Regions from separate parts of the Homo sapiens genome. Here region 2 is linked to region 1. A link is a contact called in ENCODE Hi-C data. All regions are on one chromosome and are shown on one strand. Each heading gives the region's core, a stretch centred on a gene start or an enhancer-like site at or near the end of the contact. The rest is flanking DNA. Distances are from core to core; before and after follow the strand shown. Region 1 holds the start of NYX (nyctalopin). Region 2 holds the start of CASK (calcium/calmodulin dependent serine protein kinase).

What was found. Hi-C counts contacts between places; a loop is a spot of excess contacts on that map. Pooled maps may share reads with other maps.
Region 2: a map of naive thymus-derived CD4-positive, alpha-beta T cell shows a loop between it and region 1 (7-fold over the local background). The contact joins the promoter of CASK here to the promoter of NYX in region 1. A Hi-C loop is called at or near these places in 1 of 168 maps with a recorded cell type or tissue (naive thymus-derived CD4-positive, alpha-beta T cell), 8 of 37 single-sample maps with no recorded cell type and 13 of 50 pooled maps.

Annotation. Positions count from the first base shown.
Region 1 is chrX:41,443,953-41,450,939 of GRCh38, reverse strand. NYX (nyctalopin) reads right to left here and starts at 3,597. Exons shown (of 3, transcript NM_001378477.3): 1 at 3,424-3,597; 2 at 3,014-3,091. The coding sequence starts at 3,035. RefSeq lists enhancers at 5,472-5,521, 5,642-5,711, 5,862-5,931.
Region 2 is chrX:41,920,865-41,927,851 of GRCh38, reverse strand. It overlaps CASK (calcium/calmodulin dependent serine protein kinase), which reads left to right and starts at 4,298. Exons shown (of 27, transcript NM_001367721.1): 1 at 4,298-4,922. The coding sequence starts at 4,864. RefSeq lists silencers at 3,944-4,523, 4,794-4,843.

The DNA of each region.
Region 1 (6,987 bases), core at 2,348-4,847:
CCGAGGTGGGCAGATCACTTGAGGTCAGGAGTTCAAGACCAGCCTGGCCAACATGGCGAAACCCCCTCTCTACTAAAAATACCCAAAAAAAAAAAAAAAAAAAAAAAAAAATATATATATATATATATTAGCCAGGTGTGGTGGCTCACGCCAGCAATCCCAGCTACTCAGGAGGCTGAGGCATGAGAATCACTTGAACCCAGGAGGCAGAGGTTGCAGTGAGTCGAGATAGTACCACTGCACTTCAGCCTGGTCGACAGAGTGAGACCCTGTCTCAAAAAAAAAAAAAAATGTAGCCATTCTAGCTGTGTGAGTGGCACCTCATTGTGATTTTATTTTCCTATAGACTTCCTTTAAAATGCAAATCTTGGTGGGGCACGGTGGCTCACACCTGTAATCCCAGCACTTTGGAAGGCCAAGGCAGGCAGATCACTTGAGGCCATGAGTTCAAGACCAGCCTGGCCAACATGGTGAAACCCCATCACTACTAAACATACAAAAATTAACCAGGTGTGGTGGTGGCGCATCCCAGCTACTCTGGAGACTGAGGCACGAGAATCACTTGAACCCGGGAGGCAGAGGTTGCAGTGAGCTGAGATCATGCCACTGCACTCCAGCCTGGGCAACAGAGCGAGACCCTGTCTCAAAAGAAACACACACAAAAAACACAAACACACAACCCCTGACTCTCTTTGAAGACTCAGTGTAGAGGAAGTCACATGTGAAAGACCCTGTAAAAGAAGTTAAGGGTTTCAGATATTATGCTGTGAACAGCGGGAAGACCCCAGGGGTTAACATGGGGGGAGGAGGTGGAGGTATTTGCACTTATGCATCTGAGAAGTGGGGCACTTCCAGGAGCCCTGTGTGTCCAGAGGAGAATTTCTCTTGCCCCAAATTTCCCTGCTGCGAGCCACTTCTGATTTCTCCAAGGTGTTGTTTTGTGAGGCTCACTTAGTCATTTTCTTTCTGGCCAAGGAGGTAGAGCACTATCCCTGCCTGCTTCTCGGGAACATATTGTCCGTATTGCTTGTGACTCGCAGTCAGAGAAATATTCTCTGTGCTTGCTAGAGTGTGTTTTAAATTAAAGTGCCAGGGGATGTGGAGATGGTCATTAATTTTAAGTGCATCTATTGTTAGCAAATGATGTCACCGCTGAGCTCTCCAACTTGTCACAAGAAGTCTGGATATATTTCGGGTTTCTGTAGCAGGGACAGTTCCTGTTTTGAAGTGTGCAGGCTATGAATACGGTCTGCTTTCTGTGAGGAACGGTAGAGCTTTTGGTGCACGTTTAAAATGATACTGGCTGTTGGAAGCAAACATTGTGCCCCAATGAGTCAATCAAGTTTCATTTTTTTTTCAAGGTAGGAGGAATGGCAAGAAGTTGACTGTTAGTAATTATATAAATATCAACCTCTGTTCTTTAGAACCTCTTCGAGGTAGGAAGTCATGTCCTATTTATCACAGTGTTCCACGTGCCTTGCTCCAATTTTTTTTATTGCTTATTTATTGAATCTCTTATAAAAGAATTTTCTCAAAGACAAAGAGCATGCTATTATATCCCTCATAAATATCTCTCGAGCGTTTTGAAGGCACACAGTGTATGCCTGTTGGTTGACTGAACAGAGCAAGTTCCGGTTTTTGAAAAGGTGGAATAAAGAGGAAGAAAACTCCATTACTCCTGTTTTAGATGATCTGGTAAAATGTTCTCTATCAGCATCGCATACAGAGGTCTATTACATAGATCATCATATCTCAAATAATTAAATTCACTTGAGGGTCAGAAAAAAACAGATTCTTTGTGTAGAATCATTTACTGAAGAATTTAAAGGATTTTTCCTTGGGCTATCTCAGTCAGATTGGAACAGCTAGAGCCAGGGAAAATATTTCATAACGAGTCTTCTTGGTATATTAAAGTGCACATAACAGAGCGAGAAACTTTGAAAAATAACTTCAATATCCATAATCCTATAATTCCAAGGCATTTTTCATTTTTTCTTTTTCCTTTAGGAAGGTGGTTTTTTAAAGGGACTTTTGTTTTTAACTAAATGAGCTTAAAATAATGTGATTAGAAACCACTGTAGGCTGGGCACGGTGGTTCATGCCTGCAATCCCAGCACTTTGGGAGGCCGAGACAGGCAGATCACCTGAGGTCAGGAGTTCAAGACCAGCCTGGGCAATATGGCGAAACCCCGTCTTTACTAACAATACAAAAAATTAGCTGGGCGTGGTGGCAGGTGCCTATAGTTCCAGCTACTCAGGAGGCTGAGGCACGAGAATCACTTGAACCCGGGAGGCGGAGGTTGCAGTGAGCCAAGATCCATGCCACTGCTCCCCAGCTTGGGCGAGAGTGAGACTCTGTCTCAAAAAAAAAAAAAAAGAAAAGAAAAGAAAAGAAAAAACCACCGTACGGTGGCTCACGCCTGTAATCCCAGCACTTTGGGAGGCCGAGGCGGGCAGATCACGAGGTCAGGAGATCGAGACCATCCTGGCTAACATGGTGAAACCCCGTCTCTACTAAAAATACAAAAAATTAGCCAGGCGTGGTGGCGGGCACCTGTACTCCCAGCTACTCGGGAGGCTGAGGCAGGAGAATGGCGTGAACCCGGGAGGCGGAGCTTGCAGTGTGCCGAGGTCGCACCACTGTACTCCAGCCTGGGTGACAGAGCGAGACTCCATCTCCAAAAACAAAACAAAACAAAAAAACACTGTAGCACTGTAGCTTTTGGTTATCACACCAATGAATTCATATCTGAAATTAGAATAAGAAAATCACCAAGAGGACTATTTCATATATTCGGCTCAGGAGTTTTGTTTTTAGGAAACAAAAATCCCCACCACCTGCTGTTTTCTTGCTTTCTCTATCCCCTCCCCCACGATCACAGGGTCAGTGAAACCTGATCAGAAGTGTCCAGATACCGCTGTCCCAGAAGCCACTTTAAAGACTCTTTGGGCAGAAGCTCTGTGGCTTCCACCCCTCTTCCCAACCCTTGCACCCACCGGCAGGAGAACTCACCATGCAGAAGCAGGACCAACATCCCTCGGCCTTTCATCCACCCAGTGGCTTAGGACCACCCAGCCGTGGGACCCCTACCTGAGGGGAGAAAGGACAGGTCACCCAGTGCCCAGGAGGGCCCCATGAGAACCCTCCCATGCCTCCACACTTCTTCCTGAATGCCCTGCCTTTCTTTCTTCCTCACATTCCTTCCTTCTTAATGACCCTGGTGTTGGGCTAAGGGAAACCAGTAACAACAGAAAATCAGAAGCTCCCCACAAATGGACAGTTTGGATCTATTAGGAAACCCTTTGTCAGGCTACAGCCCTGACAGCAACTCAGATGGCATCACTGACAACCCAGCAAGGAAATGGATGGAGAGGAAACCCCTGCAGAGAAGCGTTAGTGAATGGTCCTCAAATGTTGCTTACCGTCCTGGGAGTCTCCCTGGTCCTGCTCCTCTGAGGTCCCCCTCCACTCCCTCAGCCCATCCATCTCCCAAGTCAGGCAGCCACAGATGCTGAAAATGGTTTGAGAGAGAAGTAAAGGTGGGGGTGGGGGGACGGGAGGAAGGGGTGAAGAGGAATAGTTACTTGTGCAGGTTTGAGTGCTTATTTTTCTTTCTCCAGATTTAATGGCAGGAAAATCCTCTGTATCACATGAGGATTAACAGAGATGAAAGAATGTGTCTGCCTTTCGAATCACTAAAGCCAGTGACAGATTTTGCTGACATACCAATCGGCTTTATCCCCGGGCCTTGACCACCCTGGCCCTCCTGTCCTCTCTCCATCTGCCTGGCCCCTTTCTCTCCTTAAACCTTCCCCAGACCCTGCCCCGTTCCCTGACCCCAGCCCCAGCCCCAAGCAATATGTAGCCTGAAATTGGCTTCCTGCCACCCAAACAGCATTATCAGCATTTTCAACAAGGACGCATTATATAACTTGGAGAGCTGGAGAAGGGACAGGACAGCTTAAAATGTTTCCCCAAAATGCCGGCTGCTGATTTCCTTTCTTTGAAGTGGTTGATGGTGAATGATACAAAAACGGACTGGAGAGAGTCCTTCCACTACAAGAAGGCAAGAGGTTCCCACTGGGGTTAGGGCTGGTAGTGGTGGCCTAAGGCAGTGGGTCCAGGAATGGGACCTTCAGAATCTGGCTGAGGTTTCTGAAACCCACCAGGACTCAGTTTAGGCCCTGGCTACTCAGTGTGGCCGGTGGACCAGCAGCAGTACCTGAGAGCTCGTTAGGAAAACAGAATCTCAGCGCCTTCTACCCCCCGCCCCAGACCTGTTGAATCAGCATCTGCTTTTTTTTTTTTTTTTTTTTTTTTGAGATGGAGTCTCACTCTGTCGCCCAGGCTGGAGTGCAGTGGCACAATCTTGGCTCACTGCAACCTCCACCTTCTGGGTTCAAGCGATTCCCCTGCCTCAGCTTCCTGAGTAGCTGGGACTACACCATGCCCAGCTAATTTTTTGTATTTTTAGTAGAGACGGGGTTTCACCATGTTGACCAGGATGGTCTTGATCTCTTGACCTTGTGATCCACCCGCCTCGGCCTCCCAGAGTGCTGGGATTACAGGCGTGAACCACCGCGCCCGGCCAGCATCTGCATTTTAACTAGGTCGGCGGAGAGGGGGATTCCTGTGCCCGGTAAAGTTTGGAAAGCCCTGTTTTAGGAGACTGGTGGAGGGGGTCTGATCAAAATGAGGGTGGCAGGGGGGCCTGTTTATCTAGCCTTTCTGGCCAGCAGTTCAGGTGCCCCCACATTCTCCTGGCCCCAGCAAGCCTCTGCTGTCTGCTGGGACAGCACTTCCAGGTATCCATGGCAACCTGCCAAGTTCTGGCCACGCAGGACTTGGTGAGCCAGTGCTGATGAAAGGAAGCCAGGAGTTCCCTTCCCACAGAAAGGGTTCTGGATGTGAATCTAGACATCTCAGGCCACCGTGCCCTGGGGAATTTTTGTTTTCTTCCATTTGAGCCTTGAAAGCCAAAATGTGGCTGAACTTGTCTAACCTGCTGGAAAGAAGAGAATACTAGGGATGGGGTAGGGATGTGGGTGGGGGAGGCCTCTCAAATGACATCTCTATCCCCAGTGTTGGACTCGCCTGGCTTATTAGATGAGAGCAGTGGGCAGCCCTCTCATTGTGACCACCAGTGTCGGAGGTGTCCCTGTAGCCATCACCCCAAGCCTTAGCCCAACGAAGCCCCCACTCCCCCAGCAGCAGTCCAGAGGCTGAATCTCGACTGTAAGAGCCAACCTGTCTGCACCCACAACCTTTGTTCGCAGCTTATTGGTCCAACCTTCCCTTCAATCTTCTCCAGGCCAGTGGGCCTGGTGCTCTGGCACTGGGATCCCACTAAGGAAGACCTTCTTCTCCACCTGTGAACTGAAACATTTCTCCCAAGTGGAAAATAAGGAGGCATCAGAGACTCTTGGCATAAAAAGGAAGGAGCCCATCCACCAGGTGAGCTGGTACCACCGACTTGGGAGGATGAGCAGCCCTTAATCAAAACCTTGCTGCAGGGAGAAAAGCAGGTGGCCCAGGGTTGTTACAGGAAATGCGATTGACTGACTTCCCCTGGGAGAAACTTAAAGCTCAAGACAGGAGAAAGGCCGGCCCTTTCAGAGCCTACTCCAGCCACTCGTGGGCTGCTGGGGGAGGGATTTTTTCGTTTTTGTTTTTGAGATGGAGCCTTACTCTGTCCCTCAGGCTGGAGTGCAGTGGCGTGATCTCAGCCCACTGCAACCTCTGCCTCCCGGGTTCAAGCAATTCTCCTGCCTCAGCCTCCTGAGTAGCTGGGACTACAGGTGAGTACCACCACACCCGGCTAATTTTTTTTGTATTTTTAGTAAAGATGAGGTTTCACCATGCTAGCCAGTTTGGTCTCGAACTCCCGACATCAAATGATCCACTGGCCTCAGCCTCCCAAAATGTTGGTATTACAGGCGTGAGCCACTGTACCTGGCCCTCCTGGGGTGGTTTTGTACCCATGCTAGTTCTCACTCATCATGCAGTTGGTAGCCCATAAAAGGAGCTGAAGGAGGGAGAAGGGGTGTGTAAGTGACCTTGAGAAATAGTGATGGCCCAAGATGCATGATTTTGCCAGCCTCCACCTCCTGGATTCAAGCCATTCTCCTGCCTCAGCCTCCCAAGTAGCTGGAACTACAGGCGCCGGCCACCATGCCTGGCTAATTTTTGTGTTTTTAGCAGAGATGGGGTTTCGCCGTTTTGGCCAGGCTTCCCCACCTTGGAATTGGTAAGAATTACCGATTAATTAAGACAGCCGGCGACTACTGGAGGCTTTGCCTGCTATCTGGAGGACACAGATTTGCCCTCCAGCCTTTCTGCCCTGTAGTGACAATTCACAGACACCCCAACCCTGGGTAGCCCTTCCTGGGCCTTTGCTTTGCTCCTTTCTTTCCCCACTTCTCCACCTGCTGAAATCTCAATCTGCCTGCTATGCTTAGCATAAGCGCTACCACCTCTAAGAAATGAATCCCCTTCCAGTGCCCTCCTTTCTCACTTGCAGGCATCTGCCTCGAAGTTCACAGTGTTTGTTTGTTTGTTTGTTTGTTTGTTTGTTTGTTTGTTTTGAAACTGAGTCTCGCTCTGCTGCCCAGGCTGGAGTGCAGTGGTGCGCTATCGGCTCACAGCAACCTCCGCCTCCCGGGTTCAAACAATTCTCCTGCCTCAGCCTCCGGAGTAGCTGGGATTACAGGCACGCGCCACCATGTCCGGTTAATTTTTGTATTTTTAGTAGAGATGGGGTTTCACCATATTGTCCAGGCTGGCCTCAAACTCCTGACCTCAAGTGATCCGCCCACCTCGGCCTCCCAAAGTGCTGGGATTACAGGCGTGAGCCACCACGCCAGGCCTGAGCCACTGCGCCCAAAGTTCATAGTGTTTGGATGGCTGGCCTCCTTGGAGGGGCTGTGCTTGATCCAAGTCTGCACTCCCACAATGTCTGGCTGGTGTCGCCTTCAGACAGGGCAAGA
Region 2 (6,987 bases), core at 3,049-5,548, 480 kb before region 1:
CTGAAACCATTTAAAGGATTTCATATTTACTACAGGAGTATCTGGATTTTTAAAAGCAAGGGAGAGAACAACATGCACCCAGTGCAAAGGGAATAATTACTTAAAAGTAGAATTCTGTTCATGCTTGGGGTTTCAGGGTAACTCAGTCTACACATAAGACTCTAGTACCACTGAAATCTGTAATCTTTCAGTGAGTGAACTCTTTAAAATGGTAATTGATGCCTTTCAGTGTCTGGCCCCTGCCTATTTCTCTAACTCCCTCTGGCCTCTTTCTTCCTATAGGCTATGATCTAGCCGTGACCTACTTCTCCAAAACAGCATATTCTTCTTCTAAAAGAGCATATGCTTGCTCACCTCCAAGACTTCAGAAATGTTGTTTTCTCTACCGATAATCAACTGGCCCCTACTCCCTTCACCTGATTAATTTCTATAATTTCTATAGTCTTGTTCTAAACATTTTTTCAACTGGGCCTTCCCCAACCCATAAGTCCTCTCAATATGTGTTCCCCATACTTCCTAAATCCTAACAAACATCACTCTTCAATGTAATTACTTGCCGACAACTTGTTTTCTTTTAGAATGAAGTTCAGAGAGGGCGGGAACCATTTGCAGCTATAGCCCCCATGGCTAACACAGACATTCATTGAATAAATATAAAATAAATAACTTGCAAAATGATATCAGAGTATAAGTCTAATATATGTAGCTTTTTCTGGAGAGAGGAAGGGTGTCTTTCATTTTAGCTTAGAACATCCTGTTTATACCGTGAGGCAATAACTATTCCAGTTGAGAACAGTGTCATTCTTAATTTTATTCATTAATTCAGTAATAATTTATATCCTTAAACAATCATACTATGGAGTGAGGCTGAACTCTAAATTGCCTAAATTAGCCCCGTGCCACACTGACCTCTGTGTGTGGCCCTCATGCTAATATTTCTCTGGAGTGTGTTTTTCCCTTGTATGTCTGTGTCATGCTGAAATGATGTGGGAGCCCGACAACCTGAGAATGTCTAGTGCAGTTGTGAGGAAAGTCCAAGACCTCGAAGTCACTGAAAATTTGCACTGACATCTGAGAATCAAATTTGTTTAGCACCAACTCCATCCTTGTGGGGTTTTAGATGTTTCTGAATTTTTTAAGGCCTATCAATTATATACTAGAGGTATAGCTACATTATGATGAAGACGTAGAACTGTTTTATTGGTAATTTTCCTAGCATTAGAAATCGGCCGGGTACAGTGGCTCAAGCCTGTAATCCCAGCAGTTTGGGAGGCCGAGAAGGGCGGATCACTTGAGGTCAGGAGTTCAAGACCAGCCTGGCCAACATGGTGAAACCCCGCCTATACTAAAAATACAAAAATTAGCTGGGCATGGTGTCAGGTGCCTGTAATCCCAGCTACTTGGGAGGCTGAGGTGGAAGAATCGCTTGAACCCAGGAGGTGGAGGTTACAGTGAGCCAAGATCGTGCCACTGCACTCCAGCCTGCTACCAAAGCCCATTTTCCCCCTACTTCTCCCTTGTCTACCTCCCAAGAGGAGGCAGGAGAAGACAAATATCCGTGTCCCCAGCTTCCCTTGCAGGTAAGTGTTGCTGCCTGTGACTCTGTCCTGGCCCGTGAGATGAGAAAAAGATATTTTCTTTCCCTAATAGATGAGAGACGGAGCAGAAAGGCCTCTCCTGTCCTTACTGCCCTCCTGCTTCCTCCCTTTAATGTCTGAAATTGCAGCAGCCATCTCATAATGATGAGGCAACAAGCCTGAGGATGAGATGCTAACATTACAAGAATGGCAGAGTGGAACGAATAAACCTAGGTCACTGATGACGCACTTGAATAGCTGATCAATGTTAATAACCACACATCTCCTTGCTACATGGAAAAGAGCACCCCGCCCCCTTGCATTTGTTTAAACCACTGTTAGTTGAATATTCAGTTGCTAACATCTGAACACAATCTAATAGATGCACTTACTTTAACATTTTCTTTGTGGAAACGAAAACAGAACCAAATTATTGACACCTGACTCACTAATACATGGGCTTATTTGTTGGAACAGTATTGGATTTTTGGAAGACACCCAGAGAAAAATTAATTTAAAAGGTTTGCTTATTTTAGTCCCCGAAGCAGAGAGGATCTACTTCTAACCATCATACATGGTACAACTTCTGAGGGATGTGTATTGCAGAGAATTTCTATATGACTAAATATTACACTGGGAACTGGGAGATCTAAGTACAGATCAGGAGAAAAAGTCCTCAGCTTTGTGCTGATTGGCAGACCTCAAACCACTCAAAGCTTGTGACCAGGGAGTGCCAAGAGCTGATTAAATTAGGCTTATCGCTGTGGCAAGGGGGCTGCATGTGTTAGTTTAATTAATCAGAGCCCACCTCTCCAGTAAAGATGGTTACAATCTCACCTCAAGTCCAGAGCTGCTACCCCATGGTGGGGGAGAGGGGTGGGATGGCTTTTGGGAGAGCAACCACCACATTCTTCCATCTGTAAGTGAGGGAGTCTCTTTCCAGATCCAAACCAACTGTGATCCTATGAGCAGAGCACTTACTTATTTTTGCAATCGTCTGTCTCTCTTTTTTTCACCTGCACTTTCTTTTCTGTTTTACTTTATGATTGTCCTTTTCTACCTCTGAGCATAGGTCCCTGTAGAAGACAACAAACCCCAAAATGAAGTCGACAAGGCTTGGTATAGCTCAGTCTTGGGCTGGGGAAAAGAAGTGAAGCTGACAAGGTGACTTGAGAGGGTCCCTGTGCACTTCAGGGCAGAATGGAGTGACGCCTTATTCATTAGACATGAGCTGGACATGCCAACTTGTGGTGAGTAACTCTTGGACCCTTAAAGGAGGCAATGTTTCTCAAGTTCTGAAGCCCCCGTCTCTAGAGAATGCACAAGCTCTTTGAGAAAGGAGGAAAACCGTGTGCAATTACACTTGTCCTCTGATCTGCATTTAAAAAAAAAAAAAAGGTTTAGTACCCAAATCCTTAGCAGGCAAATCTCTCAGCCTTTTGAGGGAGTGGTCAAGGGTTTGCACGAAACGTTTCTGAAGAGAAAATAGGCTGTGAGTCTCCACATCACCCCCTCCACTTTGGTATTAATAAATACTTTTTTTAAAAAAAATACTGCACTGAGAAATTTACCAGACGATTTCTGGAAACTGACTTATGAACTAATTGGGCACTTTTGCTGTGCGGAGGAACAAAGACACTATTGGTCTTCAACTGAGGCATATACCTGTCTGATGGCGCTGGCTCATTCCGCACATGCTCAGTTGAACAGAAATCTTCATATTGAATGCAACCTAGCACAGCGGCAACACCCAGAACCTCACTCCCTGGCTGCTCCTGTGCCTGCACTCCCTCTAGTTGCATTCTGTTCCTGACAAGTCTAACATTTATAGGGAGTATAGAGAGCAGAGTAGGTCCTGGGAGTTTGAGGACAATATACAAATGAGCTTAAAGTCACGGTTTGTCCCTGCCTTCCTAGCTTCTCTCTAGGTTGGTCTCTAGTGAGGGTAGGCGCTGGATAGATATTTGTTGAGTTTGGGGCAGAACGTGGGAGAAGCTGTCTCTATAGATGACCGTTTGCTGTCGCACACCTTCCTAGGCAGTTTTTGTTTAGTCCTTTTCTTGGACGACCTCCCCTTACCCCCAGCCCTCATCTTCATTAAGGAATGACAGGGTAGCACTAAAAGCATCCGCTGCCAAGCACGGATTCAGTGACAACCTCTCTCCACCTCTCTTTTAGCTTTCTCATTCATTAGCACCCTTTCCCTGCCTCTTTTCCCAGCAAAAAACTGGGAAAGGCTCCCTGCGATTACAAAAGAAGGAAAGGGGAGCGGCCAGAGTTTCGTGCCTCTTGCCGGACAACGAGCGTGCAGCCGTGGACCTTTTGTCTCCAGCCCCTTTCGCGGCTTGGTCGCGGCTAGGCGCGGAGGCGACGACCCCAACCAGCCCCGCCTCGGCAGCTGCAGCCGGCGCGCCCCACTCAACCCCCCGCGCCCTCTAGAATCCCGGTGCCCGCCCGTTCGCCGTGACGCGGCCGGCGCCCCGCGCATGCGCCGCTCGGCCCGCTCCCCTTTCCCTGGGCCACCGCCTCCCGACCGGTTGGAGTGGGCGGAGCCTGTGGTTCTGGAAGCCGCGCCGCCGACGGGGGAGGAGGGCGTGTCTGCGCGAGGCGGGTGAGCGGGGCTGGCGAGCCGGTCGGCTGCTGAGGCGTAGGGGCGGAGCAGAAGGCGGCGGCCGCGGCTCCCGCCCGCACAGAGCGCCGGTCCCGCGAAGCCCCCTCCCACTCCCGGGCGGGCGGTGGCGGCTGCGGGAGGAGGAGAAAGAGGAGGGAGCGTCTCTGCCGCCGCCTCCTGGTCCCCAGCGCCGATCCGCCGCCGCCGCCACCTCCCTCCGCGGCGATCCTCGCTCCATGGTCCTGCCGCGGCCCCCTCTGTAGCCCGAGCTGCTCCGCGACGCGACGGAGCCGGCCTCGGACAGAGGGAGCGGTCGCGGCCTCGCGGCCCGCGCGGGCTGACGAGCGGAGAGCGCGACGCCGCGCGGTCCCCGAGGATCCGCACGCCGGGCAGCGCGGCCCGAGCAGCGCGAGAAGCAGCGGGCGGGCGGGCGGCGCCGGGCCCGGGCCGCCCTCGCTCCCGCGCCCCGGCCCCGCCGCCCGCGCCGGGGCGGTCGCCTGCAGAGGAAGGCGCCGCAGTCTCTGGGCCTCGCGGCCCCACTCGAGCGTCCTCGGCACCGAGGGCTCGCGGGTCCTGAGGGGAGGAGGCGATCCCGGGGCTGGGCACTGAGCTCTTGGGCGCCCCCACCCCCGTTTTCGAAGCCCTCCACGCTGCGGCCGCTATCCCCTCCGGACCATGGCCGACGACGACGTGCTGTTCGAGGATGTGTACGAGCTGTGCGAGGTGATCGGAAAGTGAGTCTCCACGCGAGGGAGCGGGAGTGTGGAAAAATGCATTTCAGTGATGCCCCGGTCTTCCCGCACCCGCTCGGGGCCTGCCCCCTGCCCTCCCTCCTTCCCCTCTTCCCCTCTCGTCCTTCTCATCCTGGAGTATTTATAGACGTGTACCTGGAGCTCCTGCCAGGCGGGGGCCTGGGGGTTCTCAGCGGTCCATTGAGGCCACCGAGCCGAGGTTGGCCACCCCGTAAGGCGTGGGGCCGGCTGCCTGCATTTTATCTGACGGTTGCACAGGGACGTGGCACAGCCGATTTTATAGTTGCTTCAGTTGGGGTTATTGTTACCTTGCATGTACCATAGACCATTTTTGAAACAGAGCAGCTTGCATTTCCTTTGCTTGTGTGGTGAGAGAGTCCAGGGTTTTAATTGTGGGGTGTGTGTCTATTGTGCGGGATATTAGACAGATGCCTTTGTGTACACCCCATGCTCGGATTGGAGGGGGTCATTTAAGACGGGGTGCTTTCAGTTTCAGCAAATTCCCTCCTGGTGTACACGAACGTGGAAAGAGTTGGGGGCATTCGAATTTTTAATGCCTTGTTATGCAATGACTGTTCAATCAGTGCTCGAGACTCCCCTCGACTGTTGTTGGGATGGTGGTTAGCGTGGTAGAGCCGTCTGCTTTGAGTCACCGGGCTGGTCTAGAATATAGAACTGACAGTCCAAATGCTCATCCTTTCATCTGTGTTGTATAATTACGCTGGGGAAAAGCAGGGAATCAGATTAATCACAGTGCTGATTGAGAATTAAATCTGCAGTTCCTCATCTAATTGTCCATTCCTTAAATCTATTTTGAATAGTTTCCTTTTCATTCTTGTCAAACAGTACTCCAAGTGCACAATCCTGCTAATTTGCTTGTGAAGGAAATGCTGGCAATCTGAAGTTGATTTCCTAACACAGCGTGTATTCTGCGGCTTTAGAAGTTGAGGAGATAAGATTTAAGAGCAAATTTTTGCTTAATAAGGATCGCTAGAGCTAACATTGAAATATCTTACCTCTTTTTTTTTTTTTTTTTTTTTTTGGAAGCGGTGCTTTATTGTCTATTTTAAGGTCCACAGTTGGGAAATGAAACCAAGACCTTAAAGCAGTTGGCCCTATCTCTTTTAAGTTGTCTGCAGTACTCAATTTCAATTTGAGTGCTAATTTGTTTCCTTTTCTTTCCATATTGAGGTATTACAGTGTTGCCTCACATGGTGAAATTGTGGGTAGAGCTTGCTACACACTTTACTCAGACCCAATTGATGTGAGGACATGTTACTCCTTGCCCTATTGTTACATGACCAGCCAGACTTAAAAGGAAAGTATCCAAATGTGTCCTGTTAAAGTGCTTGTGGAAGTGTTCTAGAACAGCACTGTCCAAAAGATATATTATGAGCCACATTTGTAATTTAAAATTTTCTAGTAGCCACATTTAATAAAAACATACAGGTGCAATTAATTTTAATAAAATATTTTATTTAACCCTGTAGATCCAAACTTAACATTTCAACATGTAATCAATATGAAAAAATATTAATGAAATATTTTACATCTTTTATGCTAAGTCTTTGAAATCCCAATGTGTATTTTACACTAATAGCACATCTCAATTCTGACACTAAGCTACATTTCTGATGAAAATCAGAAATACTTAATCTGTATTTAGGTTTCATAAAATTTGCGTTTGCAAAAGTATATTCACATACCCAAGTTGTTCCCAATATACATAAAAGTTTTCCAATAACCGAATCAAGTACCTTTTTCTAAATTTAAATTTTAATTAATTAAAATTAAATACAATTCAAAATTCAGTTTCCCAGTCGGACCAGCCACGTTTCAGGTGCCCAGTAGCCACATGTGAATAGCACAGTTCTAGAGAGAAAAATGCATCAAAAATCTCCTTGGTTTCCTCATTCTTAGGAGCACCCAGTGAAGATAAATTAGGTGTTTCCCAAAAGCCTCCAAATGACTGTATGTGTGGGTGAATGATGTTTGTTGCATCTTAGTTATAGCTGATGTAAATGAACTAACAAAGTCATAATTGGAA